Regions from separate parts of the Homo sapiens genome. Here region 1 is linked to region 2. A link is an interaction called in ENCODE POLR2A ChIA-PET data of the cell type or tissue named here. Cell type or tissue: GM12878. All regions are shown on one strand. Links, peaks and the distances in the headings refer to the core of each region. The heading gives the core; the rest is flanking DNA.

Region 1 (5,371 bases), core at 280-5,279, 110 kb before region 2:
GCTCTGGCTGGAGCTAAGATGAAATGTGAGCAGGGGACAGATTGCCATGATAGGGGAGAGGAAGGAAGACTGGGGGGAACTGGAAACTGAGTGGGGGCCAGAAAACAGGCTGAGGGGACCCTGTACCTTCAGGTCATTTTGAGAAGAGTGAGAAAGGGTTGTGTGAAAGGGAATGAGAAAGGTTGGCTGGGCATGGTGGTGCGTGCCTGTAATCCCAGCTACTCGAGAGGCTGAGGTGGGAGGATCACTGGAGACCAGGAGTTCAGGACCAGCCAGGATGACATAGTGAGACCCCGTCTCTAAAAAAAAAATTTTTTTTTCAATTAGCTAGGAGAGGTTGGCACACATTTGTAGTCCTAGCTACTTGGGAGGCTGAGGTGGAAAGATCACTTGTAAAGTGAAAAAGCACAGTAAAGTGAGGGTGGGCCCACCACTGCCTTTAGATCCTCTCCCCTGCAGCCCATGCAGGTTTTTCCGAGTTAAGGTTTGAGCCTCCCTGCATTTCAGTGACTTCCTGGAGTCGGGCTCCCTATGGGTGGGAGGGAAGAATAATGTCTACTTCCTTCTTGGCTACCTGCTAGATTGATGTAATCTGTACTTGGCCTCACCTCCTCCAGCTGCCAGGCCTTCCCCTGGCAGGCACCAAGGATGAGTTGTCTGACACATGAGGCAGGGTGAGAAGGGAAGAGAATGGGGCCACCTGACAGGAGACCTGTCTGGTCCTGCATCTGTCACTGCCCGGGAGAATAGGTGATGTGGGCAAGTTCCTTTCCTTTGCTAGGCCTCAGTTTCCCCATTTATAAAGTGAGGTGACGGTAAGAAATTCCTTTTATTTCCATGGTTCCATGAGGTTTGCCAAGTTTTATTGTATACTGGGGGATCTCTGACGTCTTTCTTGGTTGTTTCTGCCCTGCTTTGGTGAAGTGGGAATGGAGTTGGGGGAGTTCCTTGCTTCTCTTGAGCGTCTAATATAGGTGACGATGTTGTACGTCCTTAGCTGGTGGTTGCCAAGGGCTGACATATACTGTATAGACCAGGACATGATATAAGGAGAAAAAAGTCATTTTTGCTCCCTGGCTGGTCAGTCTGGGGGCTTATGGCCTCTGATGGTAAAGGCTGACATTCTGCCTCCTGACTGTTTTTTGTTAAATTGGCAAAAGCTACATGTGTCAGAACTCAGGTGGCTACACATCTTGGTGGCAGGTGCTGCTTTGGTGGCGGAAGGATCAGGTTGGTCTGGGAAAGCTGGATGGACCAGTGTGGTGAGCGGAGACCACTCAGTGTGGGTTGGTCCTGACACCCTCTCAGGAGTGATGGGATGCCAGGAGAGGCCATAGGGAGAACCATGCTGAGCTGGCTGGGTTTGTACGTGTTGCAGAGGGTTTTTTGTGGGGTTTTTTTTTTTTTTTTTTGAGTCAGGATCTGGCTCTGTCACCCAGGCTGGATTGCAATAATCCGATCATAGGTCACTGCAGCAGCCTTAAACTTCTGGGCTCAAGTGATCTTTCTACCTCAGCCTCCCAAGTAGCTAGGACTACAAATGTGTGCCAACACGCCTAGCTAATTAAAAAATTTTTTTCTTTTTAGAGACAGGATCTCACTATGTTGCCCTGGCTGGTCCTGAACTCCTGGTCTCCAGTGATCCTCCCACCTCAGCCTCTTGAGTAGCTGGGATTACAGGCACGCACCACCATGCCCAGCCATGTTGCAGAGTTTTATGTGGTTTGAATCTGGTTCTTCTCCCAGATCTAGTCTTTGTGTTTACTTCTTCTCCTTTGTGGGCAAGACAGTTTTTTGTTTTCCTCCCCTGCCCACCCCTACCTTGGCTATCTGTTTCCCAGTATTTGCTGTTGGCCTTAGGCATGAGGGACTCTGGGCAGATTGGTATAAGCCCATTCCTATGTTGGGAGGGCACATGGCTGTCCTCCCACCCTCTGAGTTGCTTCAGACATTCCCTTTCCACATCTTCTCCAGCACCTGCACATCTTTCCGGAACTGCACATGATATTCTTGGGCTGGCATCTATGACTTAGGTCAAGGAAAGGTAAGTTTCTGCTCTTGTATCTAGTATCTGTGGTGGCTGAACTTACCAAACCCTTGATCAAACACACAACCTCACACACAGAGCCTGAAAGTGAATCAAAGGGTTTGAAATTACTGCTCTTTGGGAAAATCTAGGTAGGATGACTTGCCCTGAGCTAACTGGATACCCCTCCTGAGAAGAGCCTCTTGGCTTCCCTGAGACCACAGGACAGAGCACCACTCAAGGATGGGTATTGGGTTCACTCAGAAGACATGTCTTTGTCTTGTCAAACCCACAATCTTGCACCCTGAAGTGGGGGCCTGAGGCCAGAGCACAACAGCAGGTGGATCAGTTAAGCTTTGGGCTCAGTTTCCCTGTTTGGGAAGTGGGGTCTCTCGGCTAGTCACCTTTCATCCTTACTTAAGTGCTAGGAGGATTAGGTAAGAGAGTGTTTTGAAAGCTCATGAAAACCTTCATCTCAAAGGAACTCTGGGAGTAGAAGGAATTAACGTTTCAAAGGAAAGATAAGTCATCACTGATTTGGCACTGAAGCCAAGAGTGTAAGGTCAGAGAACAACCTGTGGCTGCTGAAAGGGAGGGTGTGGCTCTCAGAGTTACAGGATCATTGGGTTGTGTCCTTGGATGACTCAGGAGCGGTGCTGCACGTGCTTAGTGCTTTTGTATGTGTGCCCTGGAGCCTGTGCGAAAGCCCGCTGCCAAACCAAGGGGCCCACTGTGGAATTATTGTTATGCAAGCTGAGGGGAAAGACCCCACCAAACCAGCCAGCAGTTTCCATTGAGGCCTAGCAGAGACCCCTATCTCCACCCTTGAAGAGGGGCAGTAATGTCTCTGAAAGTCTCTATCCCACTAAGGTGCTCAAAGTCCTCAGAACACTTGTCTAAACCAAGCTGCCCCATCCAGGCAAAGGTATCAGCATGAGGCAAGCCATAGATTATGATGAGGATTTTTTTAAAAAGTGAGGGTCCCCCTGTTGAATTAATGGATCTAGGCATTGATCATCAGAAGCTGGTAATATCACAAAGAGAGATAGCCAACGTTAGGCGCCTCCTGATGGGAACACACAGCACCACCAATGAAGGAGTCTTGCAAGAAACTCAAACCTGAATCTGATCAAGCCTCTAGATCCAGCTACTCATTTACAGGAAATACAGGGGGCAGAGGAACATGTAAACAATACTATCAGGAAGTGGCCAATAAAATCCAGACAGTGAGAAATGGTATAGGTCAAAAGACCTGGTATTTATGACAAATGAAGTATAAGAAAAAGAGAAAAATGGAGGGATGGAGGGGAGCTCTGGGAAGGGAGAGAGAGAGAGAGAGAAGAACCTAAAGATTAAAAGAGGCTTAAGAGACATATCATTTGCAATATGTGACCTTCCTTGGGTTTTGATTTGATGGAACAAACTGTAAAAAAAAGTTAAGGCACATGGGGGAAATATGAACACCAAATGGATATTGATGACATTAAAGAATTATTGTTAATTTTAAAAGGTGTGATAGGCCAGGTGCCATGGCCCATGCCTGTAATTCCAGCACTTTGGGAGGCTGAGGCAGGCAGACACTTGAGGTCAGGAGTTTGAGACCAGCCTGACCAACGTGGTGAAACCCCGTCTCTACTAAAAATACAAAAAATAGCCAGGTGTGATGGCACACACCAGTAATCCCAGCTACTCTGGAGGCTAAGGCAAGAGAATCACTTGAACCTGGGAGACAGAGGTTGCAGTGAGCTGAGATTGCGCCACTGCACTCCAGCCTGGGTGACAGAGCAAGACTCTGTCAGAAGGAAAAGAAAAGTAAAGAAAAGAAAAGAAGGAAGGAAAAGAAAGAAAAGAAACTTAAGACCCAAGACAGGATGACTGATTTGCTCTTGATCACTCAGCTGATTAAACCCAGGTAATGCCACCATGGGTCAGCAAAGAAGTAGGCGAATCCTGGTGATGCTGGAAGCATTGGATGCCCTGTAAGGACATGATTTTGCAGTCTGCAAAGTGTGTCTAGGTCTCTGCCAGAGCAATGCACTGCCTATGATAGAGTGCTATTGCTAAACCTTCCCACTAATGCAGATTAATTTCACACCCTTTGCAAGTGTTGCTATTCCAAGTTTTTCCTCACTCAGCCGCTGAAAAGGGACAGAATCTAGAGATGTGCTCTGGATCGAAGTCCAGCCTTCAGAGTTAGAAGAGAAGAGCCAGTAGGGGGTCGTCTGTCCATTCTATCCTCAAGGGGTCTCCCCTGAGATCAGTTCTTCCCCACCTTATCTTGTGGCCTTATTGCATCCACCCACCCTCCTCAGCCTCCAAGCCTAGGTCCCATTCCTGCAAATTCCTGCTTTGGGTAAATTAATAAAAGAGTCAGTCTTAACACTACCCCACCACCTCTGGTCCCACGACACACACACACACACACACACACACACACACACACACACAGGTCCCACGACACACACACACACACACACACACACACACACACACACACACACACACAGTGTCTCAGTCTTTCTCTCCCTCCCTCTCTCCTCCTCCCTCTGCTGCTGGTTTCATTAATTAGGCGATTCTTTGTTTAAAAGACCCAAGACTCTAAGGAATGATACTTTACAGATGAGATATCAGTGAGTTTATTGGGTGAGTTGGGGGCACAAAGGCCCCCTGAATTCTTACCAAATAGCTGCCTACTGTATCTGTGTGTGAGATTGATGGGAGTTCATACTATCATCCCTTGCATGTGTGTGGCCTTTTGCAGTTTACAAAGCATATTCACTTGCATTGCTATGTGAGCCTCATAGAAGCCTGACATAGGTAGATATTAGCCTCATTTTACAGAAGTGGAAACTGGAGCTGGGAGAGTTTAGTATGTGTTCTGCCAAGTCCTCCAGTTGGTCATCTATCCATCCATCCATTAATTATGAAATATTTTTTACTATTATGGACAAATTATGTTGATAGATGCTATGGAAGACACAGGGACAATAGGAGAAACTGTTAAAACCTTTAAAAATGTGTTCATCTTCAAAACGTATTTTATTGAAGGACATATATTGTTTATTGCTAGAGCATGTAGAGCTCATTTGTGTTTCCAATAAGAAGACTTACATAAAAAAAGGAATTTCTGATGAACTCTGTTAATAAAAATGTTTTAAAGTAGTCCATCCTTTCCTCTTAACACTATGGTTGATCTGCGTTGAGCTGGGACGTTTCCACCAGATGGGGATCAGAGGTGCCACCTTGGAGGTTGACTGTGCCACTCTCCCCAGGGCCCTGAGCTTGGCTCTTCTGCAGTAGGAGTTGGCAATACCTGTCCCCATGAGCCTCCCAAGGATTTGAGAG
Region 2 (5,371 bases), core at 150-5,149:
GAATGAAGGAGGGAATGAAGGAAGGAGGGAAGGAGATAAGAAGTGTGGCAGCCCCGGAAGTGCCTTCAAGAGAGAACCCGCAGCAAAGAGTGCTATTCACTGCTGGCCCCCAGCTGCCACCCCTTCAGGGTGTTGTATTAGTTTGCTAAGTGCCAGCTGACTTTTCAAATACTGTTCTAGCCTGTAGGTTTAAGTCCAAAGAGACATGAAGGCACCTGGAGCATGAGCTGGCAAACTCAGCCCAGTTGGCCTTGGAAGTTGTCCTCAGACCCACGTCCTTACTCAAACTCCAAGAGGAGGCGATGTTTGAGGAGGCAGGGCTGGGAGGGGCAGGGGTATATTCTACCCCTTCTCCTTAAAAGGGGAATAAAAATCCCAGCCCAGGTATTCTCAGAGCATTCTCAGAGTAGCCACAAGGTCTTCACTCTCCGTAGGCTGCTTTTGGCCAGTGATTGAGCATGGTGGGATGGGAGACACGCGGCGGGTACTCGAACCAGGCCATTCCTGCCCAGCATGGGACCCTTCTAATATTTGCCCCTGGACTGCTCATCACCTGGCTGAGCCCTTCTCTGGGTTGCTCTGCCATCAGAGGCACTTCCTAGCCAGCCCTCCTTCCTTCCCACCCTCCTTCCTTAGGTGTCACACCTACATCATGGCCTGAAAGCTCTCCCTTGCCTACTCCTGCTTCCTTTCCCCTTCATCCTTCATAGGCGTTCCTCATCCCACACCCCAGGTCTCCAGCACTTCTCATCCCATCTTGGCATCTGCTTCCTGAAGAATCTGAACCCACATAGGAGAGAGGGCAAAAGGAGGAAAGTTTGAATTTGCTCCTTCTTTTTGTCTCCACTGATTCCTTTGGCAGGCATGGACTGACACAGCCACTGCACTCACCTTAAAGCTGTCAGCTGGGGACAGTGGTGCACCTGTAGTCCCAGCCACTTGGGAGGCTGAGGCGAGAGGACTGCTTGGGTCCAGGAGTTGGAGGCTACATTGCAAACTATGATTGTATCTGTGAATAGTCACTGCAGTGAGACCTGTCTCTTAAAGAAAGACAAAAAGGAAAAGAAAGCTGTGAACAGAGCAGTTGGTACTCAATTCGTCTTTAAAAAAAAAAATCAATGGTGGGCCAGGCGCGGTGGCTCACACCTGTAATCCCATCACTTTGGGAGGCTGAGGCAGGTGGATCACCTGAGGTCGGGAGTTCGAGACCAGCCTGGCCAATATGGTGAAACCCTGTTTCTAATAAAAATACAAAAATTAGCTGGGCATGCTGGTGGGCACTGTAATCCCAGCTACTTGGGAAGCTGAGGCAGGTGACTCGCTTGAACCCGGGAGGCAGAGGTTGCAGTGAGCCAACATGGCACCATTGCACTCCAGCCTGGGAAACAATAGTGAAACTCCATCTCAAAAAAAAAAAGAGACCAAGAAGCATGACATGAGGGGCGCATGGGAGAAGCTGCGGTTTCTAACTCTGGGAATCTGGAGGACTATATGAACAAGGTGGACTTTAATTTGGCCTTAAAGGATGGGTGCTAAGAGAAGGGACAGGAAGTTATGGGTTAGTATTCTGATTGCTTGTCCTTACGCCTTCTCGTGGCTGAACTTTGGAAAGCTACCAATTAAATGAAAGAATGAGACTTCTGCGGGTTAACTGCACGGTGGTGAATTAGTAGTTCTACCATTTTCCCCTTCTCTGTCCATTGTGACCCTGGTTCTTGGTCAGAGACCAGAGGGCCCTGTCGGAGAGCCAGTGGCCATCTGTTGGGGTTGGCAGAGGCATTCAAGGTCAGGCATACGGGACAGATCTGATTCTTCCTGAGTCCTCTGGAGGAGTCTGTGTGTGTGTGTGTGTGTGTGTGTGTGTGTGTGTGTGTGTGTGTGTCTGGCTGTATTCGGGTAACTGTGTGTTTCTGGGCATACCTAGGCACCCGTTGTGGACATGTCTCTGTGGGGTGTGTGGACGTGTGTGGATGTGTCTGGGTGTTTGTGTGTGTGGATGTCTTTGTGTGTGTATCTGACTGTCCGGGGGCCTGTGTGTGCATGTGTGTGTTGGGTGTCTGTGCATGTCCGCGTGTCTGCGTTTGGGGTACGTTTGGGTATCAGTGTGTGCACATCTGTCTCTGTAGTGGATGTGTCTGTGTGTGTGTGTGTGCATCTGAGTGTGTGTCTGGGTGAATGTGTGTTGTCCAAAAGGACTCATGGAGAAAGCGCCTCCTGGGCCCAGGCTTTGCAGAATCTATTCTGCTGTCAGACCTCTGAGGCAGGTCAGAGTGACATTCTGGGCGATGTGGTTGAGGACAGCCGCATCTGCTGAGTCATAAGGATGTGGGCCCTGTGTGTTCACAGTTGGACATATCGCCTTTCACACCCACGGAGGGGAAATTTCAGCCAGGCTGGCTGACCCTGCATTCTTTCAGAAGGTCATGACCTCAAGTAGCCCAGGGAAGGAGAGGAAACAGGAATGCTCGTAAGACCTAGAGGTTGGCAGAAGGTGAACTGAGACCCAGGTGTTCCCCAGCTGGGTCCGCTGGGTCGTGGCTTTCTCAGGCCTTTCCAATAACTAAGCTGAGGGCTTTGGAACTGATGGGACACTTCCTGGTGGGGGAGGAAGCCCGGGCAGATTTTCTTAAATGATACAAACTGCCAAGCTCACCAAACTTTCACAATCGATGCTGACCCTGGAAAGCCCCACAAAGCCATAAGAGTCTAGACTCTGGAAAATCCTTCTCCTTCCTCTCCAAATCAACCAATCAGCAAATAAACACCACTACACATAGTATGCTTAGCTGCCATGCAATCAAGCGAGGCTTTCACGCTTATCGGATTTAAACAGTAACGTTTCCCCAGGGATGGCAGGGGCAGAAAGCCTCAGTCCCAGGCTTCTTGGTTGGAATGGGTTTCACAGGTTCTTTCCTAATATCAGATGGGGAGGGGTGAGGAGGGCATTTGCCCGCTGGAGCACACCTGGGAGAGCACCACTTGTGAGGGAAGGGTTCCAGCAGGACATCGATGGGAAACGCACATCAGGAAATGAACATCTGAGCATTTACATGCACCCAGCATGGGGAAGGCACTGGAGAATATTCTGCAGGAGGATATTCCTGTTCCTAAGGAGCCCGAGCTGGGAGCGCACCTGTGGATATTCAGCTTGCCCATAGATGAGCTGCTTCCCCTGGCCACGTGAGATATGGATGAGGTAAGGAAAGGCGATGTGAGTACATCGAGGTGGGGTTGGTCCTTCGGGGGAGGCGGTGATCAGAGGAAGGCAGGGAGGCTGGCCTGGAGCAGGAGGGTGTCACCACTGGTCACTCCTTGTATTCAGACAGTGAAGGCCACTGACAAAATGTCACACTTGCTGTGACCACTGGTCTCCAGTAAGGTCCAGCCAGCCTGTGGGGCCTTGTGGGTCTGGCATGCTGGGCAGCGGGTTTGATGGGGGGGTGTCAGGTTCTCCTGGGGAGAGAGGGCCCCAGGAGGGACATTGAGGTAGTCAGTACTTGGTCTAAGCAGGGGTTTCAGAGACTTTGTAGATGCTCGTCCAACACCACTGAAGATGCCCAGGGGCGACAGGGAGCTCAGGATCTCTTGGCAGGACCCTTAAGGGCTGGTGTCAAACTGTTCAGGTTGTTACAAGTTCTTTCTCAGGTTAAGCTCAAGTTTGCCTCCCCGCAGATCCATCCATTGTCCTGGTTCTGTCTTCTGGGGTCATATCTATTTAGCAAATATAGAGACAAAGATGGGAAAAGATAGTTCATGTCCTCAAGGAATCCACAGTGCAGTGACAAGGATGAAATAGGCGCTAAGCTGGGAGCTGAGGAAGGAGTCCTGTGTTCCGAGGGATGGGGGCCCAGGCAGGCCTCCAGAGGAAGTAGCCTTTGAGTGCGCTTCACAGATAAGAGGATTCACATGGGTGGAGGGGGCTGCAGAGTCCAGGCCAGGAACAGCTTGAGCAAAGACACAGAGGTAGGAGAGAGCAAGGTATCCCCTGGGGACGCGGGGCACCCTGTTGGGGTGGGGCCTGCTGCGGTGGGGAAGGGGGCTAGATAAAGAGGGGCTTCAACCCAGGCTTAGGCCTTTATTCAGCAAGCTATGGGGAGGGTTGAGAGGTTTCGTGAGACTTTATCAGAGCTGTGGCTAAGATCAGGGGTTCTCAAAGTGTGGTCCCTGGCCAGCAGCATTAGGGTCATCTGGGAACTTAGAAATGCAAATTCTCCAGCTGCCTCCCAGACCTCCTAGATCAGAAACTCTGAGGGTACTTTAATAGGCCCTCCAGGTGATTCTGATGTGCTGCTTTAGAAAAACAACCCGAGAGCTGAGGGAGAGAGGGGAGGTGGGGGGAGCCTGGAAGAGGCCGCAGGTGCTGCTGCATCCTCAAAAAGCAATCACAGCTGGAAGATGGACCCGAGCATGGGAGGAGATATCACTAACAACGCTCCCAACTACAGTAACCAACTGTCCCAGCTTGCCTGGGACCTGAGAGGTTTCATGGGACATGGGACTTTCAGTGCTAAAACCAGGAGAGCCCAGGGCAAACTGGGATAGTCAGCTACCCTGCCCTAACACTGCCCAGGAAGACGTACTGCTCAGGTTGTTTATGAAGGGAATGGGTGAACGGTGGAGTTCCCAACAACGCTGAAGCCCATCCTCGAGGACTTTGTAGTGGCTAAAGTTGCCTGTCCCTCTTGTCACCCGTTTCTGGTGCCTGCTGTGCCTGGCAGGAGCCCTTCCCACATGCCTCTGCTGTGTCCAGGCTCTGGAGACCAGAGCAGAAAGGGAGGTGGAGCCCAGGCCAGTGACAAGAATACAAGGCTGGCTCTCCATGGCCATGTCGCTGGCCAGGCGCCTCGGTCACATGAAATACAATATGGCTGAGGCCTCTCTGACCCTGCTGATGCTGCTGGAAGCTGAAAATACCCAGGGTCCCGGCCTGGGCGCCCGGGTGGCTCCTCTGGGCCAGGAATCAGAGGAGAGGCTGTGGTGACTCAGCCAGGCTCTGGCCTCTGTGGGGTGATTTCAGGGCACTGCAGCCTCCCACCTTTCCTACAGGTGGAGGTTTTTAAAACAGGAGCCTTTTTATTTATCACCCCAGCTGCCTTCAACACATACAGGGGATGGTGGGGAGAGTGACTTCACCATGTTCACTGAGCTGTTAAACACCAGACAGCAAGCCTGCCTATGGAAGCTTGCTCAGAAAAGTGGGGCAGCTGCTTTCTGAAGACCCCAGTGAGCCCCTCCCCGTGTCTTGTTGATCCACACGCCCTATCCATGGACCAGTCACGGAGGCTGAGGGATGGATGAGGGTGATTTGTTTAGGCCTGAGACCCAAGGCCTTAGTGCCTAGGGTGGAGTTAGCTTCCCCGAAACTGGAAGG

The links. Peaks named below come from ENCODE experiments on the same cell type or tissue, not always from the same donor. Only the 100,000 strongest peaks of a DNase experiment are listed, where the experiment ranks them.
Region 1: POLR2A ChIA-PET joins it to region 2 with 7 read pairs; 5 of 35 experiments call an interaction of 5 or more read pairs at or near these places.

The regions. Positions count from the first base shown.
Region 1 is chr15:64,002,078-64,007,448 of GRCh38, reverse strand. The region is part of intron 2 of DAPK2 (death associated protein kinase 2); the gene reads left to right. Among named protein-coding and RNA genes, the nearest start is that of DAPK2, 42 kb to the left of the region's middle. In GM12878, for the core only: no CTCF peak of the experiment used is centred there; no DNase peak of the experiment used is centred there.
Region 2 is chr15:63,893,931-63,899,301 of GRCh38, reverse strand. No RefSeq gene overlaps it. Among named protein-coding and RNA genes, the nearest start is that of MIR422A, 26 kb to the right of the region's middle. RefSeq lists enhancers at 2,194-2,243, 2,444-2,493, 4,845-5,346. In GM12878, for the core only: no CTCF peak of the experiment used is centred there; a DNase peak (open chromatin) is centred at 2,331; H3K27ac peaks cover 3,437 bases.